3 separate regions of the Homo sapiens genome follow, and all the other regions are linked to region 1. A link is a loop called in an ENCODE intact Hi-C map of the cell type or tissue named here. Cell type or tissue: heart right ventricle. All regions are shown on one strand.

Evidence for each region. A loop is a pair of places that touch in the nucleus more often than their neighbours do. Peaks named below come from ENCODE experiments on the same cell type or tissue, not always from the same donor. Only the 100,000 strongest peaks of a DNase experiment are listed, where the experiment ranks them.
Region 2: a loop joins it to region 1, with 3.0 times the contacts of the local background. A loop is called at or near these places in 63 of 110 quality-filtered maps.
Region 3: it touches region 1 in a loop (19-fold over the local background); 51 of 110 quality-filtered maps call a loop at or near these places.

Annotation. Positions count from the first base shown.
Region 1 is chr5:127,286,640-127,294,639 of GRCh38, reverse strand. It overlaps MEGF10 (multiple EGF like domains 10), which reads right to left and starts at 3,844. Exons shown (of 25, transcript NM_001256545.2): 1 at 3,584-3,844. LOC105379199 reads left to right here and starts at 3,904. Exons shown (of 4, transcript XR_007058921.1): 1 at 3,904-4,062. In heart right ventricle, a CTCF peak has its summit at 4,539 (motif pointing left); a DNase peak (open chromatin) is centred at 4,534; H3K4me3 peaks cover 1,470 bases; H3K27me3 peaks cover 4,433 bases.
Region 2 is chr5:127,481,945-127,489,944 of GRCh38, reverse strand. No RefSeq gene overlaps it. Among named protein-coding and RNA genes, the nearest start is that of PRRC1, 32 kb to the left of the region's middle. In heart right ventricle, no CTCF peak of the experiment used is centred here; no DNase peak of the experiment used is centred here; H3K27me3 peaks cover 875 bases.
Region 3 is chr5:127,438,926-127,446,925 of GRCh38, reverse strand. It overlaps MEGF10 (multiple EGF like domains 10), which reads right to left. Exons shown (of 25, transcript NM_001256545.2): 18 at 6,059-6,187; 19 at 3,800-3,928; 20 at 1,233-1,469. Among named protein-coding and RNA genes, the nearest start is that of PRRC1, 75 kb to the left of the region's middle. In heart right ventricle, CTCF peaks have their summits at 4,439 and 4,641 (motif pointing right); no DNase peak of the experiment used is centred here; H3K27me3 peaks cover 639 bases.

The DNA of each region.
Region 1 (8,000 bases):
TTTAGTAGAGACAGGATTTCGCCATTTTGGCCAGGCTGGTCTAGGATCCCTGGCCTCAAGTGATCTTCCCACCTCAGCCTCACAAAGTGCTGGGATTACAGGCGTGAGGCACCATGCCCAGCCCCACTTGAAGTTATTAACTTCCTAGGCTATGTCTAGCCAAACTGGAAATTCCCAACTGGCTTTTCCACACCCTCCATATGTATACAATACTGTCCCAACCACTTTGTCTGCTAAGAAAATGTTGACTATCATTCATCCATTTACTTTTCTCCAACATTCTCTAGGCATTTATTCCATAACTACTATGGGCCAGCCACTTGTATAAGAGCTTACAATAAGGAATGATGAACTCACCAATCTGTTAGGGATAAACATTCAGATAATAAATATGGCTGATACAATGTGATTATGCTATATTAAATCTATCCACAAGAATGGGAACTCGCATGAGATATCGCTAAGTTTATGAGATAATTGGGAAAAACTTCAGAGGGAAAGTCTTCAAAGGGATTTGAATAGTGTCTTAAAAGATGAATGGGTGGTAAGTGGTTGGTTAGACAGGAAAGAGGGTCAAAGACATTTTCAGAGGAAGGAACAGCATATACAGCTGGGTCATGGAAGAGTGAAAGTGCACAGCGTATTCTTGAGATAGTAACAAGATCAAGATCAGTGGGAGCTGGAGAGCTGGGGACCAGAGAAGCAGAAAATAACCCTGAGAAGTGCTGCAAAGGTGGTCTTGTGTATAGCGGTAAGGAGGTGAGACTTTATGCTGTAAGCCAGTGTTTCTCCAAATGTGATCTGACGTCAGCTTTACCAGGTTCACCTGGAGATCTCAAAATGCAGATTACTGGCCCTTACTTCTGGGGTGAAGCCCTGGAATCTATATTTTCAACATGCACCCAGGTAACACTGACATTCACCATCCAGAGAGCTGCCAAAGATTTTTAAACAAGGGAATAACATGATCAGATTTGCATTTTAGAAATACACTATTAAACCAAGCAGACAATCACAAAGAAGGTAAATTCACTGCTGCTAAATGAGCATGTGACTTGAGTTTTGCATTAGAATCACCTGGGGAACTTGTAAAAATGCAGACTTCTCACAACTCACAGAAGACTTACTACTTCTAAATCAAGGCAGAAGGGATTAGGGTTTGTATAGTTTGAACCATACAAAATTGCCATTTATTTAGGTCAAAAATGGTCAAATATCAGCAATTTCTCATAGTTCACTCTAATATTTTAACAAATCTCCCCACTTCATGCTTCTGGTATAAACCAAAGTCTGAGAATAGTGAAAGACAGACAGAGATAAACGCTTTTCCCTTTTCATTAATTATCGATGTTGTTACTCACTTTGATGAATATGCAAAGATGGAAGTAACGTAATTTATGTACCTAAAACAAATGTTAAAAGAGAAAAGTGGGGGTTCAAAAACAGCCACCAATGAAGTAAGGCAGCTAATTTAAGGATTTTGGAGCCAGAAGGAACACTGGAGGTTATTCTACTCTTTCCCCACCTCTCAACACAAGTTTATACATAATAAAACTGATGCCTAAATGGAGAAAAGCAATCTGCTTGAGGTCATAGGGAATATTTTGTTCAATTTCTCAATGATACGTGCTTTTTATGTGCTCTTATGAGCATTTTAACAGGTATGGAAATTGTGTAGCTAAAAATACTTGGGATTTAATTTATAGAGTGCTAGGTCACACACTTGAAATGGGAGGAGGCACATAAAGCCAATACTCATGCATAGCCATTTTTAAAATATAAAACCTAAAACAGTGCTTGACATGTAATAGATGGTTAATAAATACTTACTGAACAAATGAGTGACCTCTAAAAAATAGGTTAAAGAAAGTATATTAATGTAAAGGATTTCCAAGGAGGTATACAGGCTGTGAACTGAGTGTAGATTTCCCACCTCCTCACCTGTTCCAAGTAGTCTTTGGTGCCCATCCATGACCCACCACCCTATAAATTCCAGCTCTGCCATATACACCTTTATTTTTCCAACTGAAAGTGCCACAACAAAAAAGCAATACAAAGATCATGTCTGAGCTAAGTTTGACAATAGGTGGTAGTGAAGCTTACAGATGAGCACAGTCTTCAAAGTCCATCCAAATAGGAATAATAGCTAACACTTACTGACAGCTAATAGAAGCTATACTAGAGGGATACAACAATAGTTAATGCTAGCTATACAATAATAATAAAGCTAATTTGTGCCTACTATGTGTCAGGCTTGTTAGTCCTTCACATGCATTAACTTACTTAATCCCTTTAACAATTGTCTGATGTAAGTGCTATTATTATCATTTTGATTTTACATATGTGGATAAACAGATTAAGTAACTTACCCCAAAATCACAGAACTGAAAAGTGGCAGAGTTGTGAGCTGAACCCAGGCTGGCGGGTGCCCAGAGTTTACCAACTGAACTCTTTGAACTCTCAGTGGTAAAATTAAAAGTTCCCTGCAAGCTGACCTCTTGGAGCACTCGTGTCAGGAAGATGACATTTCTGGATAATATAAATTGGCCCCAGTATTTCTGTCCATAAGGAATGAAGCATTTTTATTTGGGAACCCTATACACAAAGTGAGACCCAGGATATAAAGGAGTAAGGCAAGAAGAACAAGAAGAAATGTCATTCTCTTCTGCCTTGGCACAGCATGGTTATCACAGCCTAAGAACAATAATAATGGCTAATTTTGGCTAATAAGATCTCCAACTTTGACTTTCTCCTAAATAATGTGGGTCCTTGCGTGAGGATATTTTCTAAAGAAGCAGCAAAGATATTGCCATCATTCATTTGCTCAGTGGTGTCACTAAGAAAAATACTTCCAGAAAGAAAATTAAGGCCAAAACACTTCCTTAAACCAGGCGTAAAAGTCCTCTAACAAGGAATTTAAAAGAAAAAGATCAACACCGGATTTATCTTTCTTAAGTAACTATCACTTGAAAAACCGTCCCTCCCAGCACTCCTTAAGGAGCCAAGCATACTGACAAGGCCCCTTTGGTCTAAGACTGCGACCTCACACCCCTACTGATCGCTGAGAACTCAGGAAAGGGGAGCATCCCGCCAGCCTAGAGCGTTATCTGCACAATCTGAATACCAAGGACGGGAGAAAGAGAAGTTTAGAAAACAGTGAAGATCCCAGAAAGGAAGTTCAACTGACCTAGAAGAAAGGGCCCAGCTGAAACTGCCTTTCAAGCTCAGTCCGATTCCCCACAAATCTCCCTACATCCAGCTATATCGCCCGGCAAAATGAAACAAACACAAGGTAAGGCAATACAAGGGCAGGAATTATGCAAAATAAAATGCGTAATGAGGATGTCTCTCCATCAAAAATACTCCAGGATTTTCCTACACAATCCCATGTAACAAAACCAAATGCAAACAACAATAAACCCTTAAGAAGCGCATGAACAACGCAGACTGAGCCCATCTCGCCCCACCTCACGCCGCACCCCGGTACCCTGGCTAAGGAAAATGTGACCCCCGCCCATGAGAAGCCTTCCGGCGTCCGGCCAAGGTCCAGGAGCCGCCGGAGTTGAGTTTGCCCAACTCTTACCCAGGTCCAGAGATCTTGAGAATCGCAGCGCAACCTTTTCTCCCCGGTCTTCACCCAAAGCCAGCCAAGACACAAAATCTGTTCCAATCAACGCGGTTAGCGTCCAAGCAGCGTCCCAGAAGAAAGCAATCTTTGGGAGTCTTCTTTCAGGCGTAAAGGTGGAGAAGCGGGAAAGAGGAACGTCTCAACGCGTTCCCAGTCGCCCAGTTTTGCGCACCGGGAAAGTACTTGCTGCAAACTTGAACAAGGTTTTCTCTGTCTGGCCCGAGATGCTGGAGGGGGTGGGGGCGGGTAACCCGAGCCGGGGCCGGGATTCGAGCAGTTGCCGCTGCTGCAGCTGCTGCTGCCGGGGCAGTGGCCGCTGGGGGGTTGTCGCTTGGCGCCGCGCGCAGTCCCTAGCGCAACATGCAGGATCTTCCCGGCCTGACTGCTGCACCTCGATCGTGAGTCGCCCCTGCCTGAGCGGCTTCCACCGCCTGGTGGGTGACCCCGCCAAAGGCCTGGTCGCGAAGTTAGCAAATGTTGGGGTCACCGCAGGGGGTGACCGAAGGGGTGTCAGAGTGGGTGCCCGCCTGATTCCCAACCCACGTTGGGTGCAAGTCCCTCGGCAGAGTCCCTGGGAGGTGTTCTAGACCCTCTGTAAGGATTTGTGGGACGGTGGCCGGCGCCCGAGCGGCCAACTGGAGTGGACGGCGGGTCCTCAGTGGTGTCAGGGGAGAAAGCGCAAAGGTGGGACCCAGAAAGGATGGTGATTAAGCCGTGCCAGAGAATGTGATGTGGCAGCAAAGTACATGGAAAGGTGGGGCGGGGAGGTGAAGGCAGAGGGTGGAGGGTGGGATAGTCTGCTTTACCATGGAGGGGCGGAGAGAGAACTCCCCGGACGCGCAGGAAAATCCCCCCAGGTCCTCGGAGGCCTCGCGCGGCAATTTATTGGGGAATGGCTCCCTCTGCCGACTCGCCGAGGAGGCCCCGGGAGGCCCAGTGATGGAATGTTAAAACCATGAACGGGCTTTTCCATTTGTGGGTTAGACAGGACATGAATTCTGGAATCTGCTTCTCTGACTGTCCATCTTCCTCTTCCAGACTAAAGAGTTTTCCAGCTTTTACAGGACCCCAAAAGATACAAATTTGACTGCTGCAAAGTTCTTTCTTGTGTCGTTGAATTCTATCCCCCTCTCCCCACAAAAAAACAAAAACAGGTTTAAGCCCCATAACCACTCCAGGTAACCATCTCCTACCAGGCTTCTCTTCCTCCCATTAATAAGAACTCTTTCTTTTTAGAGAGACTTCAAGAGCGTTCGAGTCCCTACTCAATAACGCTCCTGGAAAATAGTACAGACTCCATATTATGTTTGAGTGAATAAATGAATGGAATGAATGAACATAGATATGTTTGAAGCCCCTCACCATCCTCTTTACTCTCCCTGGAAATACACAGGGGAAGACTGTTTTGGTGTTTGTTTATTTGTTTGTTTAGCAGTCATCATTGCCCCTTCTCTGGTAACAGTACCTCCATTTTTCTTTGAGATACCATCCCTGCCACAAGGACAGCAGTCTGGGTGGAAGGTCAGTCAGGATGGTCCAGCTTTTCCCTGTCCAGAAGAGAGCAACTGACCTCAGCTAAGCCCCTCAGGCCCTCTCTGCCAGGAGTTGGAACTTTGATCTGGGCAGCACAGGCACAAATAATTCTAGAGGTGATTAATCCATATGGCTGTTTTCTAAGGAAATTGGCTGTTAGTTCATGCCACTTATTACCCAAAGATATTTTGCTTTATGAAACTTGGTTGCCCCACTTTCCTTTTAATTTTTTAATCAACTTTATTGGGGGATAAGTTACATTCCATATATTACACTCATATTAATTATACAGCTTCATGAGTTTTGAATAATGTACACACCCATGTAACCACTGCTTCAATCAAGATAATGAACAATTCCATCACCTCAGAGGGTTGTCTTGCACCCCTTTAAAGTCAACTTCTATCCCACCTCATATTTGGCCCGCTTAGCTGTTTTCTGTAACTACAGATTAGATTTGTCTTTTCTAACATTTCATATGAATGGAATCACTTACATATTCCTTTGTGTCTGACTTCCTTCACTCCACACAATGTTTTTGAAACTCATTAATGTTGTGCCTGTATCTGAAGTTTGTTCCTTTTTATTGCTGAGTAGTATTCCATTGTATGGATATACCACAATTTGTTTGCCAGTTTACCAAATGATGGACATTGGGGATGTTTTCAATATGGGGTTATTATGAATAAAGCTGCTAGGAACAATCTTTAACAAGTCCTTTTGTGGACATACATTATTATTTTTCTTATCTTACAGGAGTAAAATTATTATTACAGTAACTGTGTGTTTAACTATATAGAAAGATGAACTGCTTTCCAAAGTGGAAAACATTTTACATTCTCACCAGCAAGATATGATAATTGCTTCACATCCTCATCAACACTGGGTAGTTTCTGTCTTCTTATTTTTGCCATTCTAGTAAGTATATAGTGGTATCACATCGTGGTTTTAATTTGCGTTTCCTTACTGACTAATGATGGTGACCATAAAAGATGTTTACCAGCTTTTCATGTGCTCTCATGCCACCTGTTCTTTGATAAAGTGTCTGAATTTATTGCCCAATTTTTAATCAAGTCTTTGGATTCTTATTATTGAGTTGTAGGAGTTCTTTATATACCAGGCATTTGTTAGATATGTATATAACCAATATACACTCCCAGTCTGTTTCTTGTCTTTCAATTTCTTAATAGTGTCTTTCAAACAGCAGTTTTTAATTTTGATAAAGTCCAGTTTATCAAGCGTGTTTTTGTGTGTGTGTGTTGTACTTTTAGGTTTTACATAAGTAATCTTTGCTTACCCCAAGGTCATGAAGATTTTCTATGGCTTCTTATAGAAGTTTATAGTTTTAGCTGTTATATTTAGGTCTACAATCTATTTGATGTTAACCTTTGTGTATGGTATGAAGTAAGGGCTGAGGTTCATTATTGTCTACATGGATATCCAGTTGTTTTGGCACCATTTGTTGAGAAGATTATCTTTTTTCCCATTGAGTAACTGGATACCTTTATTGAAAATCAATTGGCCATAGATGAGTGAGTCTATTTCAGGATTCACTCATTATTCCTTTCATTTGATCTATATTTCTATTCCTATGCCAAAACCATACTGTTCAGATTGCTATAACTTTATAATAGGACTCCAACTTAGATGTAATAAGTCTTCCAACTGTGCTTTTATTTTTTTTCAAAATTTGTTCAACTCTTCAGCTTTTGTTTTTGTTTTTATTTGGTTTTCATCTTCCATGTAAATTTCAGAATTTGCTTGTCAATGTTTTAAAAATTCACTTTTCTAATTGAGAGTGCCTTGAATCCATTGATCAATTTAAGGAGAACTGACATAAAAATATCGATTCCTCTAACCTATGAACATTTATCTCTCCATTAATTTAGGTATTCTTTAATGTTTCTCAGCAATATTTTGTAGCTTTGAACATGGCAGTATTACACACAATTTAAAAAATGAATCCCTAAGTATTTTATTTTTAATATTTCATAAATGGAATTATTTTTGAGTTCTTGTTTCCAATTGTTCATTGCTAGTATGGAGAAATACAGTGGAATTTTGTGCAGTACCCTCACATTTTGCAACATGGCTAAATTTACTTATTCGTTCTAGTAGTTTTTCTTTTTCAGTTTGCTTAGGATTTTCTACATGCTCTGCTTCTTTTATTTATTTGTCTTGCCTTATTTCACTGGATAGGATGCCCAGTACAACATTGAATACAAATGCTAAAATTTAGTATCCCATCCTTGTTGCTCATCATAAACCAAAGCAATCTGTCTTGTACCATTAAGTAGGATGTTAGTTGTAAGTTTCATTAAACTCCCTTTATTAATTGAGAAATTCCTTCTATTTATAGTTCACTAGAAATTGTTTATTTTACCATGAGTGACTATTTAATTTTGTCAAATGTTTTTCTGTATCAGTTGAAATTATTATACGGTTTTTCTCCTTTTTTCTGTTAGTTAACTGAACTGCTTATTAAACTTGCCTTGCATTCTTGGGTTAAAGCTTACTTGGTCCATGTAATGTATTATATATTTGATATACTGTTGGATTTGATTTGCTAAAATTTGTTCAGGATATTTGTGTCTATACTCATTAAAATTATTGGTCTGCATTTTTATTTTCTTGTTATCTCTTTGATTAGAAGTTCATCAATTTTTAAAAATCAATTCAAAGGATCAGGCTTTAGTTTCATTGATTTTTTTCTATTACTTACACATTTTCTACTTTGTTGATTTTAGCTCTTACCTTTACTATTTCCTTCCTTCTATATACATTAGATTTATTTTTCTCTTCTTTTTTCTTTAATTTCTTAAAGTCAAATTTTTGCTTA
Region 2 (8,000 bases), 200 kb before region 1:
AAGCAATCAGTTTAAACACTTTAGTTCTTTCTTCTAATAATTATCTTTATTGTCTCTAAATAATATTTTTTCTGCTGCTTTTTGAATTTTTTATTTTGGATACTGTCTGTTGACTTGCTCCTATGGCTATTGCCCTGGGACTTTCTTTACTATTTTCCTGATATTTCTATATTGGATCCTGTACTTCCTAGACCCCATGGCTTCTCATTTCCTAGTCCACCAGCTTATTTTGGGAAAATACATCCTTCTGCAGATTACTAAAATTGGATGCCTGGAGGAGAATTCTTCTCAGAGCTTACATATCTGAAAATACATTTATCCTACTCTCACACTTGATTATTAGTGAGGTATGAAGATATGAAATTTTAAATTAACTATCATTATCCCTTAGAATCTTAAAAGCATTTTTCCATTGCTTTATCCCTTCCAATATTCTGTTGACAAGTGCAATGTCATTCTCTATATGACTTCATTATTTCTCTCAGAAACTTTCAAGTTTATCTCTTAATTGCTCATGTTCTGATATTTCACAGTGATGTGCTTTGGTAAGAGGTTTCTTTTCCTTCATTGATTATCCTTTACACTCAGTGGGGCTCTCCAGTCTACAGTCTCATGTCCTTAGGCCCTCAAATATTTTGTACTGTGTTTTTGATACTTTCATTTTCTGAGTTTTCTTTTTTTTTCTTTTCTTCATAAATTACCCAGTCTCGTGTATTCCTTCATAGCACCACAAACAAACACAAAACAAATTAGCAGAAGAAAGAGAAAATAATGTAACTCCCTCATCTGTTAGGTCAGGGGTCCCCATTCCCTAGATCGTGGATCCGTACTGGCCTGTCGCCTGTTAGGAAGCAGGCTGCACAGCAGGAGATAAGCAGTGGGTGGGCAAGCATTACCATCTGGGCTCCACCTCCTGTCAGATCAGCAGGCATTAGATTCTCACAGGAGTCGGAATCCTATTGTGAACTGCACACGGAAGGGATCTAGGTTGTGCCCTCCTTAAGAGAATCTAATGCCTGATGATCTGAGGTGGAACAGTTTCATCCCAAAACCATCCCCCATCCCCATCCATGGAAAAATCATCTTCCCTGAAACCAGTTCCTGGTGCCAAAAGGGTTGGGGACCGCTGTGTTGACTTATTAGATATCATTGGCCAAGAAAGTTTTCTCTTCTCCCCTTCAGCATTTTGGCCATGCTATCTGTGAAAGTACTCAATGAAATCAGTCAGTTGTATAAAATTAATATTTTTGAGAATTCATACCTTAGTGGTTAGGAACCCAGGATCTGGAGTCAGACTGCCTGAGTTTAAAGGTTTAAAAGCTGGCTCCTCCACCACCTAGTTTATGACCTTGGATAAGTTCTTTAGCCTCTGTTTTGTCACTTGTAAAATGAGGATAATAATGGTTCTTACCATTAATTCTCCATGTTGTGAATATGAAATTAGTCAATAATGTAGAGCTTAGAACATTGACTGGCATGTATGCTGGTAGTTACCCAGCTTTGCATAAACTACTGGCAGGGCACTCGGTGAGGTATTGGGAATACTAAGCTGAACAGGGTTCTTATAGCAGGAAGATAGGAAATTGATATTGAGCTAAACATTTGTCAGAAAGTATAGATTAATGATTGAGTGGGAACAGAAACCAAATAAACTTGGCAAAAACCTTGATATAAACCACTACCTTTGATTTATTTAAGGAAAAGTAGATTTAGCTCTTACTACCTGTATTAATGGGAAGAGCAGTGGTGCTGATAATCACAAACAGAAGATGATCTGAAATTCATTTCCATTTGGCTTTGAAAAGTCTGACATTATTATTCAGGGGCCATTTGTCTTAGTATGTCTTACTGAAGTCAATATTGAAATGATTTTTCATTTTATGAAGACAACAGTCCATGGTAGAAGGAAATAGCACACATCTTGGCAAGGAAAAGCCAATTTGGATCATTAATTGGTTGCAGAGAATTCACAAGTTATATAAATACAGACAGAGAAAAACAAGCATTAGTAAAATCTCTCAAGTGAAACGGTAATTCAATATGAGTGTAAAATCATTTCAATTGAAAAAGAGGGGTTAAAATCTAAGAATTTATTATATCATTGAATTAAACTAAATTCTTAATGTGAATGAATTTAAAGTTTATCTTTGTTTCACACAGGTTAGATTACAATCTTTGCACTGTCATAATATATGCTTTAAGGAGGTTGTTGAAATTAAGATAAAATAATATTGCAACAATTTGTTTTTTCTTTAACATCATCTAAACTCTATCTGCTATGGAATACAGAAAGAGGCACAGTTTCATATTGAGATAGCTTTCTAATATGATAGGATGAAAGATCGATGACAGAACTAAAGTATAGAATTTAAAAATTATAAGTTATGATATGTCATTTTTGTAACGTTCATTTAGGTGAAAAATCTTTTTGGAAATATAGAATGTAATGTTGATATAATTGTGATTTCCACTCAGAAGATTTGTGAATCTCTATTTATGCCAGCTATTTTATTTCTTTTTTCTTAGGCTTTTGTTGAAAACAAAACTTTTGTTGAAAATAGTGAAACATGATATGAATTTCCTGCCGTAGATATTTTCCACTTTTACCAAATAGAAATTTGAAGGGCCCAATGGAGAACCTGTCTAATAGATTTTCCTAATGGCTTTTTTCCTATTCATTTTGACTATATTAATTCATAGAATTGTCTTTACTAACAACAAACTCTAATAGTAAATCCACTTTAAAATATTTCTTGGTGATACTAAATGGTAGACTGCAAGGAAAAAAGAGTAATGAGACATGTAGTAATGCAAAATTCAATCAAGCATCTGTTTGTGATAGTGCAGGAGTGCAATGATATGGGAGTTGAAATGCATTTTATCATGAAAGGCATCAAAATTCAACATGAGATTTCTGAAACTTTTGAGGGAAATCCTGTCAAATGGGGGCCTGCTAACACAATACTTTCACCCTTACAATAAGCTATTATGTTTCATGCATTTAAACATTCCACTATTTTTTTTTCTGCCAGAAGCGTAGAATTCTGAACTCCAGCAGACAATGCACAGAAACCCAAAGATCAATGTGTTTCTAAAGGATTATATTGCTGTCAATGCTTCCCAGCCTGTTTATTTATTGTGAGAAACTTAACTCCTTCGAGCTTTTCAGTAATTCACCCCTTTTGTCCATGTCAAGATGAAGTGGTCTCTTGTTTCTAACAATGGACTATTTGATGATCACATCATCAAAGCCACTGGAAGTGCACAAAGCAAGGAGGCATGTCACACTGTGCAAATGGCCTTCAGCTTGACTGCCATGGCACCGCCACCATTGTGTCACATACGTGGCAAAGCCAGTGCCACAGAGGACACAGTCATCAGGACAGACCATCACCCAGGATGGGAGAATTCGCTTAAAATACAGAGTCCATGACCATACTCATGGGGACATATTTTACATTCATTATTGATAGCAGCAAACCATGAACAGAATTTTCAACCCTGCCTGAAAGATGACTTGAAATAAAAGGAGAGAATGGGAGAATATAATCAGAGAAGACTGTATTAAAGGACGATTCTTCCCCACAGGGAGAAGGCATATTTGATTTAGTAACAATTCCTCTTGGATTTTGCTTGCATTTGCTTCCTTTGTTCACGAGAATCTAGCAGTTTTAGGTACCATTGAGTCCTGTGTTTCAAGTTGGTAAATGAGGCCTGTTTTCTTAGAAAGTTGTATGCTAACAGTAAAAAAAAGGGGGAGGGGCATTGTACAATACTTTCCCTTGCTTTTATAAGAAAATCACTATCACAATTAGGCATTTCCTCTACACTCAATCTGTACAAAATCGATTTTATTTCTCACATTGTATTGTCATTTTCATGTAAATGTTCGTATCCTCCATTATCCTGTAAGTGCCTCATGGGCACATACAATGTCTCTCTCATTCCTTGTTTACTTAAAAAAAGGTTTGCAAATCTAATATTTGGACATGGTTAACAAAAATTAGTACAAAAGTATATACAATAAAAAAACAACTTTCCTTCTCACTACAGAATGACCGTCCTTTAGCCAGAAGAAATTACCATTGGTTTTCGTGTGCATGTTCTTCAAGAAATGTTCTGTGCATATAAAATGTTTATAACATGGTGGTATGTTACATGATCTTTCCTGAACACTGTTTATTTCCCTTTAACAGTATTTTTTTGCCTAACTTTTCACATGAGCCTATGATCTATGGATATGACATATTTTATTAACAAATTTCTTATGAATGAACATTTGGATGGTTTCCAGTTGCTTTTGTTACAAACAAGACCTCAATAAACATACTAATTACATTTTTATGTACATATATGAGTATAACTGGATGCTAAATTTCTAAAATAGAATTTCTAAGTTAAAAAAGGCTATCACTTAAATTTTGTAAGATATTTCTGAACCTCACTAAATTTTACTTCCATCAACAGTGTATGATAGTCTCTTTTTCCCATGACTTTGACAATGCTGTGTATCACCAAACATGATGACCTTTTCCAATCATGTAAGTGAAACATGACGTCTTATCTAAATCTGTGTTTTTTAAAGTAATGAATGAATTTGAGCATTTAAAAACATGTGTATATACTAGTTATATTTTATAAGGTATTTTGTAGTGTAATTGTGGTTAGTTTTAGAAAATATTACAAGAGTAGAATGCAAGGCGTATTCTTTGTCTTCAGAGTATAAAGTTCAATTCATCTTATTAAGTTACTTTAAGTCCTTTCTAGTCTCTTTTTTTCTGATCTGTTTGTCTACTTTTTCATGAACTGACTTTGGGAGTTAAAGCCTCTTACTATTATAATGTTTATCATTTTTCTTGTATTTCTTTATTATTTTGATTTATAAATTCTGATGTTATATTTATTGTGATAAATAGTTTATTGAACCACTTATTGATATAAGTTGTCTTTCTGGTCTTATTTAATGTTACCTACCTGAGTTTAGCAGTCTGATATTAACATTAAAATTCCTGATTTTTGTAATATTTTCCTGTAATACTTTCCTGTAATATTTTCCTGTAATATTTTACTTACACCTTCACTTGTAACATTTCAAACACTTTATTGTTTATATGTATTTTGTATATCCAACATAGTTGTTTTATTTTTATCTGTATGTTGTTTATATTGCCTGTATATCATTTATACTGAGATGTTAATGTTTATACTATTTACATTTGTATGTGGCATATGTATTTGATCTTTTTTTGCCATTTTGTTTTATGCCTTCTGTTTTCAATACTTTTTTAGATTTTAATATTTTGCTCTATTGATGTGTTTTGTTTGCTTTTGTGTGTCCATGCTTTTCCTACCATTTTAGAAGTTTGTTTTCTTTTTTTTCCTCAGTGGATTTATAACTTGATGTAATTTACTTAAATTTTTATTCCTTTATCAACTTTAGACAGCATCTATAAAAATGTAAATTTTTACTGCAAAAATGAAGAATTAATACACTATCTCACATTTCCCACTGAGATGAGGAATTCACCAAACTGTACCATTGGATTTTTGGTGGCTATAATGTATACATTACAGTATGTATGAACTTAGACAACTAATTTGAATGTGTATGACAGCTTCCATACACATTCAAATTAGTTGTACTTTTCCAAACAAGGGTTTATTAATAAGACTTCTTAGGAAGTTCAACCTATCTTTGGAGAACTCTGAGTTTTAGAGAACTCACTGCCTGAGATGATTAGAAGAAAACAATACATTTTCTTGTGGCTTCCTCCCTTGACCATGTCCAATTTGTTCTGCTCTCAGCAATACTTCTCCACAGATAGAAGATCTGGGTTATGGCTGTTGTCTAAGTTCATGAAAAGTAATGAAGCACAAGGGATCAAATATAGCTTACCAAGCCACATTTAAACTAAAGTCTATTTATTTGTCTACTTTTGGTGGCTAACACAAAGTTAATTCTTGGTTAACATTTGTTAAATTAAGAACAAAAGAGTCATCTCTAGAGATTCTGGAGTATATCCATACTGTAATGTATACTTTGCCAATAAGTAATTCCTATACTTGCTTTTTTATTTTTACAGTAAATGTCAGTTACCTTGTACCTATGATTCACAATGTTGTTTCTGAAATTATGTATCATTCTTGTATCTTTAAGATCAGAGTTAAAATTTGTGACAAATGAAATAATGTGGATTTGATAAAGGAGAGAGCTTCTCTTTGGTTAAGAAAGGAAGGAATAGGCTGGGCGCGGTGGCTCACGCCTGTAATCCCAGACACTTTGGGAGGCTGAGGTGGGCAGATCATGAGGTCAGGAGATCAAGACCATCCTGGCTAACACGGTGAAACCCCGTCTCTACTAAAAATACAAAAAAAATAGCTGGGCGTGGTGGCAGGCGCCTGTAGTCCCAGCTACTTGGGAGGCTGAGGCAGGAGAATGGCATGAACCCAGGAGGCGGAGCTTGCAATGAGCCGAGATCGCACCACTGCACTCCAGCCTGAGCGACAGAGTGAGACTCTGTCAAAAAAAAAAAAAAAAAAAAAAAGAAGGAATAAATATAAGGAAATACTAAATTACCTTTCACATTTGACCTTAGTCATCAACTAATATCATGGTTTATAACATCACATTAACTCATGTTAAAAAGATTCACTTCTAAAATTGCAGTAACATAGTTGCTATGGTTTGAATGTGTCCCCCAAAAAGCATGTGTTGGAAACTTAATCCCCAATGCAACAGTGTTGGGAGGTGTTTAGGTTATGAGGGTTCCACCTTCATGAATGAATTAATGCTGATTATAAAAAGCCTGGAGGTAGGGGGAACCAGGGGACAGAGAGATATTTGTTAAAGGATACAATATTATAACAAGGTAGGAATAATCAGCTCTAGTGTTCCATAGCACTATAGGATGACTATAGTTAACAGTAGTATATTTTTGCAAATAGCTAGAATAGAGGATATTGAAAGTTCCCAGCCCAAAGAAGTGATACATTTTTGAGATAATGGATATGTTTTATTCCTTGATTAGATCAATACACATTGTACGTATCAAAACATCACTGTGTACCTTATAAATATACACAATTAGTATGTGTTAATTAAACATTTTTTAAAATCTTTTTGGGGCAGGGTTGGGGAGGTAGCTTATTAAAAATGCAGGTACTGGCCCCATCCCTAGTGAGTCTGAGAGATTTCGTGGCTGGAGGACAGAGGAGATGGGCTGGAACTGTAGAACTGAGAGCAGAGGTGATTCTGGTTGTGAAAACAGATTCACAGACTAGTGCCTAGGCCAGAAAGGCATTGAAGAAGAAGGCAGGAAACAGACAGGAGACAGGTTCTGCACTCATGTTAAGGAAGGAGGAATGTTAAGGAGGGTAGGTTTTTGTTTCTGGAGGAGTTTGCAGAACTAGGCAGCCCTAAATTATGTGAATATTTTTTCTACCCATACCTTTGAGGTAATATTTAATAAAGTTAAATATTTCAATCTAGAGGGTAGACCTAAGGGGACTTTGATCATGACACTCAAGAAATGAGATGGTTATCACTTCAGATTTATGGAGAAGTGATAGTTGTTACCCTCAAGCTCTAATGCTGCTTCTGCAGCCAGTTTTGATACTATGTGAGCCCCAGGTGTCAGAGCATCCTTCACCATATACTACAGCTTGGCCTCACTTTTTACAATGAGAAGATGGGTATGTTAATTCGTTCCACTATAGTAACCATATATATATGTATATATGGATATACACATATATATGTAAGATAAATAAGATGAATGCACTGTTATATATAAATACATATTTATGTTTCTTATAACGTCATCTTGTATATCTTAAATATACACAATAAAATTTATTTTTAAATAATGTTAATATAAACTAAAACTTCTAAGGCCCCCAACCATCTGAATGGACTCCTTCCTTGGTCAGGCACTGCAAAATGTAACCTGAAAGACTGGTTCAGGCAGTGATAAAAAGCGGGGGTCAGATATGCCTCATTA
Region 3 (8,000 bases), 150 kb before region 1:
CACCTGTACTCTGAGTTCCCTGAAAACCCAGCTTTTTATCTTTGGGTCTTTCAGAGCTCAGCTGAACCAACCAATCAGAGCTTACCTGCCTTAGCTAATCAGGGCTTAGCTTTATCAAAGGATCAGGGTTCCGCTGTGTCAACCAACCAGAACTCAGCTGCACTGATCAATTAGAATTAAACCAGTTTCAATCCTTCACTTTCCTAAAAGGGCCTGATTGGAAGCTGGGTGGGGACTTTTGCTATAAAACCCAAGCCTTCCCTTTGTTCTCTGAACTGCACTTTCATTTTACACTGGCTGCAACTCCTGGGTTTGCAAACCGTTCACTGGAATAAAATCTCTTTCCCCCAAATTCCTTTTCAGAGAACTTTTGTTCACAGTATCCACAGATAACTGCTCTTTGCTTTGGGGCTGGTACAGCTGGGAAGGTATCATTTGAAGCTACTCTGCAACTTTCCTTTTTTTAAACACTTGAGTTCTTGACACAATAATTCTGCACTGAAAATGCACTACTATGTAAATCAGCTACTTCTCATATTTCCACGGAATTTTGTAGTTTTAAACATGTAACCAACCAGAAGGCCTTCAATAATCACCCAAAAAGTAATAAAGATTTTAAACTTTTAAATTCCTCCATGTAAATGGTTGCTTCTACTGATGATTGATTATAATTTTATTTTTCCTTTTATGAGGCATTGTGACAGAACAGAAAAAATCAAGAGTTTTCTTAAAGGGCTGCCTTGGTTCTTGCTAATACCAAAAAGCTGTTTCTGATATAACTTTGTTCCCTTCAGTTAACGATTCGGGTAGGCCTAGGGAGAGGCTGGGAAGCACATAGAAAGTACCCTCATTCAGAGACAGGAGAACTGGTCCCTAATCTGATCCATGACCTTGGTAAACTTATCATCCTCTCTTCCTCCTCACCCCCCTCACATATGACAAAAGCTTGAGGCTGGATACAAAGCTCCTTATGGATTGAAATTCCCTAAATCTAAACCACAAACACAATGAGCTCAATTTTAAAACCCTTATAGCAAACCACAGAATGACAATTTACTATTGTTGAAATAAAAAACTCATCTCTAGCAATGTATACCTTTTCCAAACATAGAATTCTCTCAATGAGAATTGACAGAAACAATGGACAGCACAGCCAAACACCCAGTTTTAAAGAACCCGAATGAAATTTAACTTTTCAAGAAGCAAAATGCCTCTCCTGCCTCTGCTCTTACCTGAAATGGTATAATCTGCATTGACGACCCTCATAGCAGGGGTGTAGGTAACTGCTGGCATGCTTGATTCCTTTCCCTTCTGCTTGTGTCTATAAATAATGAACAATGCCAGTAGGAAGAGAACAACTAGGACAAGAATGATGATGCCTGCAATGGCCCCGATCTGGTAGGAATCAGCAGGGAGAGCAGTACTGGTTCGGCTTAAGCTGTTCAGATTTCCAACTATGATAACACCAGCTAGAAAAAGAAGAGAGACTTGAGAAAGGATGACAATGTGCTGGATAAACGTTTGATCTCTACTTACAAAAACCTCCTTCTGTGCTAATGCCTGCATATTTTCAGTTCATAAAACATTAATTTGGAAACAGAGCAGGAAGAAAAAGCAAACATTCCTCATTGTCAGATGTTGTCGGCCTATCCATGCCCAGAGAAAGGCTGCTGTAAGCCTCAAAAAGAGACAGAAGCTGGGCACAGTGATGCGTGCCCGGAGTTCCAGCTACTCAGGAGACTGAGGCGGGAGAACTGATCTAGCCTAGCAGTTAGAGACCAGCCTGGCCAACATAGCAAGACCCTGTCCCTAAAAAAATATAAAGAAAGAGACAGGATTTTCTGAACCCAAAGAGATTCAACAGTAGGATTTGAGAGCTTCTTATATATTTCCGATTAAATACTTAGACTGGCAATTAATTTGGGGTAACAATTTATCTAATTTTTATTTTGCTTTATTTATTATTCAATACTGAGCTTATGCAGAGTTAAATGCTAAATGTCCCAACTGCTTAACCAAATTTTATGTCTATCCTTAGCATTTCTAAGAGTAATTTTCCTTCCAAGCAAGCATAACACCATTATAAATCTAGTCTAAGAACAGGATCTACCTTTTGCTAATTTCAATGGGTCTTTTACCTCAGAAGATATTGTTCTGTGCAAAGTTATTTTCCATGACAGAAAGATTTGTCCTGATAATACCTGATAGCATTACCCTAATACCTTACTCATTAAATTCAAAATTGGGCATTACATAGTTCTTCCTTATGGTCCGTCAAGTGATAACGCTAAAGGCATGGGTTGAGATTCAAGAAATCTGGCATCTAAAAAAATTGACCTAGATATTCTGAACTTTCACTTAAGCTTTCAGGCTGCAGTTTTATCATCTATAAATGAGAAAAGAGGCCTCCATGTCACTGCTTCCAGCTCAAGTAAATGTTCCTATGATTTTATGATTCTAAATGCTGAAGGACCTTTTTACAAAACAATCTGCCCTGAAACACAGACCACCAAGGATAATGTAGTGAGATTACAGAGTATTTGTAATTATGACGTGATAATGAAAGATCACATTCTATTGTTATGACAGTCAAATGTAAATCATAAGCATGTAAAAGTCATTTTACCAAAGAAATTAAATGTTGTAAATATTTACATGGTCTGCAGTTTAAGATTACTCCATCTACAACAGTGTATCAATTTTCTAAAGCCTTTTATAGCCCAACTGCTTATTGCCTACCAGGGAGTACCACATGCAGTAAGAGCTGTGGCTCTCTGGAGGGCATGCTTCAGAACCATCAGAAGCACTTTCTCAAAGTCCCCAACCCTGGAATCGGAATTTCCCAAATAGGACCATGTACCTGACAACTATTCCCAGGTCGTTATGACATACACCCCAATTGAAAACCAGGGGCACAAGTTTTACAAAAAGTTAAACATATGTCTACTATATACCCCAATTATTCTACTCCTAGGTATTTACCCAAGAGAAATGAAAGCACATGTCCATGCAAAAACTGGATTCACTCTTGTTCATAGCAGCTTTATCTGTAATAGCCCCAAACTGGAAACAATCCACCTGTCCATCAGCACATGAACAGGTAAACAAATTATAGTATATCCATACAATGGAATAGTATTCAGCAATGAAAAGAACTGAATTGTTGATATGTGCTACAACATGGTTCCATTTCAAAATAATTATGCTGAGTAAACAAAGCCAGACCCAAAAGAGTACAGTATGATTTCATTTATATAAAATTCTAGAAAATGAAAACTAATCTATACTGACAGAAAAGAGATGAGTGATTACCTGGGGCTTAAGGGGTGGTAGAAGTAGGGAGGGGCATGAGGAAACACATGGTGATGGATATTTCATTTATTATGGTGATGGTTTCATAGGTATATAGATAGTCGAGATTTTATTAAATTGTACACATTAAATAGGTGTGTTTTTTGTGTATCAATTACACCTCAATAAAGCTGAAAAAAAATCATAGACCCAGTAGAAAGTTCATGAGTTTTGGAATAACAAAAATCTGGCACAAAAGCTGTGACATATTCTAGTATTAGCTATGTGACTTTGGGAAAATTACTCAGCCTCTCTAAGCTTTTGTTTCTTTATCTGCAGGACAGCAACAATAAGGCATTCATCTGGCAATTAAATAAGTAACCAATTATGCCATTTAGAGTTGTGGTGAAGATTCTGCTGGATAACATAAGTGAAAATACTTCACATTGCCTGGTACATGGTGTTCACACAATACTGCAGTGCTACAAACATTAGCTAGTATATTTACCTTGATCACATCTCGCTCCCTTCCATCCGGGGCTGCAGTAACAGGTCCCAGTGATGTGGTCGCAGGTGGAGTTGTTCAGACAATCACATATCTGGCGACAGCCATAGCCATATGTTCCTGAAGGGCACTCTAGAGAAGGAAAGTCAAATGTAGCTTTCCAACCTTGGGAATTTGGAGCAAGGCTGTCTCTGACTGCAAGCCCTGCACATCTAGAGCTGAGTCCTTTCAGGGGATTCCTATTGAGGCTGACTTGTACCCCCAAGAGTGTCCCAGAACTGGACAGCATTCCTGGAATCATGGTGGCACTCACAGTCCAGACTGCACAGGGCTAGAGACAGGGCTGCTCAACATTAGAGCTCCTGACACTTTCAGCTGCTACATACTTACCTCTATGATGTGTATATGGAGAGTCTGTGGAATTCCCATGGAACAGATGAAGATAATCACTAAGGGCAATTTGATACAAGTCCACCAGGCAAAACTGTAGGCTGGAAGGGGCCTAGACTGAAGAGCACTAAAGATGCTTTCTTGAGAACATATATATTTTACTGTAGGCTCAGGGATCTTCATAAACGCACATTCTCAATTGAATTAGCCAGGAATAGGGGAAGATGCAAACAACAAGTTTTGCTGATTTTCTAGGTAAGAACTTCATTTGCTATGGAGTGATTCAAACTCTGGATTTTGTTGAAGTCTTGAAGACGAAAGTAATAGGATTCTTACTATGCGGTCTTAATAAGAGTTAGGCATGAATTTCAAAGGATAGTGTAAGCATGTTAAATCTAAAAATCTTCGTGACAAAATATTGATATTTTTCATAAAGTGAGCAGCAGGGGGCAATGTGCTATTATTATTAGAACTCTCTGTCAAACACAGGGTTTCTGTTTACAAATAAGCATTGGGAGAAGTCTCCAAAAATAGGGACACTTTAATTTGCTGTTGAGAGTAATCATGGAAGCACTTAAGAGGTTTTCTTATTTAATAAGACCTTAACCAGTCATCTGGCATTCAAGTAAAATTTTGAGCCTATTCTGGTTTCCATGCATATTTAGACATTTATACACAAACACACAATATTTATATGCACAATAGAGTTATGTATGCAACTGTGTCACTCAGTCAGGATCTGTTTTCATGACTCAATGAAACAGTGATGCAAAACTAAAATTGGGCTGTCTCTGTTGTGAGCTGATTCCTGGACGTCACTTTTGTTATATTTGCTAGAAAGAGGATATGCAAAAATACCCTAGGGTTTAGCACATAAAATTGAGGCAACCAGGTTCAGAGTGGCTCTGTGAGGTGCCAGTGGAGTGGGGTGGGGAGGGGTGCTTTATTGTCAGAGTCCTGCTATCCTGATCAATCTTTCCAGGCCACACCACTCCTATGGCCATAATCTTGGCAGATCCTTCCCAAGAGTACAACCTCTGGTGAACAGGAATTGTTCTTCACCTTTTCCCGCCCAAAAGGTTTTATCATAAGAAAGTGGGTCTGATACAGCCCTAAGCCCTTATTTATTTATCGTGAATACTGAAAGAAAGTCATAGAGGAAAGGAATAATAAACTAATTTGCAATATTCAATTTTATTAAGACTAATGTTTTTATAACTCTGTGAGGGGATGCATAGCTAGTGGGGTGGAAATAAAAAAATAAGGATGAGTAATTCCAACGGCATATTCTCCCCCAGTGGGACTTAAACAAAATTTTAAGGCAGTATGTTGTCTGGAAGGTTGTTAAGACTAAGATGAGAAGTTGTTAATGGAAGCAGTATAAAAGTACGATCTAGAGAAGGTTGTTGAAAGGGTGGCAATGTTTGCATGGATGTGTTCCCTCACCAGCAACAGGGATTGGCCCTGGGCCACCAGCCCTCCTCCCCACCGAATGTACTGTCCTCCAATGTGAGACCCGGGTTCTGCCTCTGCCATGAAGAAAGCTCGACTGGATCTTTTAAGGCTCTGAGCAGCCACATTCCAAAAATAAGAAGGAGAGGAAGGGAGAGCCCAAAAGAACAGAATGGAAAACTTGAATTCTGTCTTCATTCTTGTAGTCACACCTCCTCCGCCCAGAGCAGTGAGTAACCAGCGATGATCCCAGGGAGGCCTGACCTCTGGGAGGGGAAGTCAGTCATGCTGAGAAGTAACCAGCCATCAGCTCAAACAACCTCGGAGTGGTGAATTCTGCCTTAATATTTCCTGGCATCTAGGAAATGTGATTCTAGAGGAAAAAAATACCACCCAGTGATGCCACACTCTCATACTTACTCTGCTCACAGTGCCGTCCCATGAATCCAGTGCGGCAAGTACACTGCCCAGAAATGTGGTCGCAGTCAGCTCCGTTTTGACATTGGCATATCAGTGCACAATCTTTTCCATAAAACCCTAGAGGACATCCTGTGGGAGGAGGGAGGACAGTAGGAGTCAAGAGGCTGCTGAAGAGAAACACTTGGAGGCTCGTGCCTCCAACATATTTGTGTTTAAACTTGAATGACACTGAGCCATCAGAGAATACAGTGAATAGTACATATCTGAGCTTGCCACAAGAGCTTCTTTGAAGTCCCAAGACAGGGCTCTTGCAAGGAGGTTGTAATTCATAAGCAGGAGGCAGAAGAGTTCCATTCCTGTCAGTGTAACCATCACTGGTACCCCTGGAGGCAAGACTAGTGCCTTCTAACAAAATATCCCTTCAATCCTGGAAGAATAGGACATTTCCTTTCATTCTTTCACATTTCTACTAGAATCCTGGACTCAAATTCCAATGGACTGAGACGGGTACTTTATATTAAAATTACCTGTATGCTTTTACTTGTAGTACAGAACATCTCTATTGTTGCTACTAGCCTTGTCCACTGTATCTGTTATTATCTTAGATAATATCAACTTCCCTGAAGAGGTGTACTAGAATGCTTACCTTAAAAAACAATTGTACTTCACAGGTGCTTTGTAAAAAGCAATAACCCTTCACACTGCTGCATGATTTTCAATGCTTAGACCGGCGAGTCTCTTGAGCTAAAGACACCCACAAATTCTGTTGGCTTACATGGGCTGGCAGCTGCCCTGCAAGAGTGTCTTGGGGATCTCTGGCGTGATGAAAGATTCAATGCAGGCTGATTCAATGATTGTTTCCAAATATTACATATGCTTTTCATTTTCTCATTTTCTTATGGAACTTTCAAGAAGCAGAGGCAGTGCCCAGATGCCAGTATGCACCGATGACTCCCTGCTGTCATGCATTTATTTAGCACCTACTCTGTGCCAGATTCTTTTCATGCGTTCTCTTGTTTAATCTTTACAGCAGGCCAGAAATGCAGGGATGGATATTCCCGTCTTGTAGACAGGAACTAAGCCCCAAGTACCCTAAGTCACACAGCTGGCAACTGGCAGGACGGCAGGGCCATGATTCAAACACAGGGAGGTCTGGCTCTGGACCCCATGTTGTTCCCACTATATCATGTTACTTGCACTTGAAAAAGGGTTCTCTCTTTGAAGCACGTTCTAATTTTAGAATTATAAATAATATCTTACAAGTACCTTTCTCTAAGAAGTTAAACAATATTTATAGATATACGAACTCTGAAGAATATGCTTGGGCCAGCTACCTTCCTTGCCAATTATCCTTTTCAACTCTTGGTTCAAGGTCTACATTATCTTCTAGAAAGTTTCTAAGACTTTTTCAGCCTATTCTTTAATTATGTACTCTAATTAGTATTAAATAAGAATTGCTCAATTTCAGACCCATCTGTCCTCCTCAGCTTCTTGCTATTATTTTAAAATATACGCTATTATTAGTACTTAACCATAACACATGCCTTCCTTTCTTGTCTCCTTTATTCAACCGAAGGTAAGAGGTCAGAGAATGATCTTCCTTCCCCAATGATGCTCAGCTTTGGAGTAAGTACTTTGCACACTATATCCTATCATGCTAAAAGCCTAATGGAAGAAAAAATGGTTAGGATGCTATGAATTACAAAATGGGGAAAAGAACTAGGGCAGTGGCTCTCAAAGCATGGTCCCAGCCTGGCATTACTACCAGTTGATAAAAATGGCAATTCTCAGGTGCCAGCCCAGACTCGCTGCTTCCGGCTTTCTGGGGATGGAACTAGCTTCTGTGTTTGTTGTGTCCTCCAGGTGATTCTGAAGCTTGCTACCATTCGAAAAACACGGAACTCCACCTTTTCCAAGAGCGCACATTAAATCAGGCAGTGAG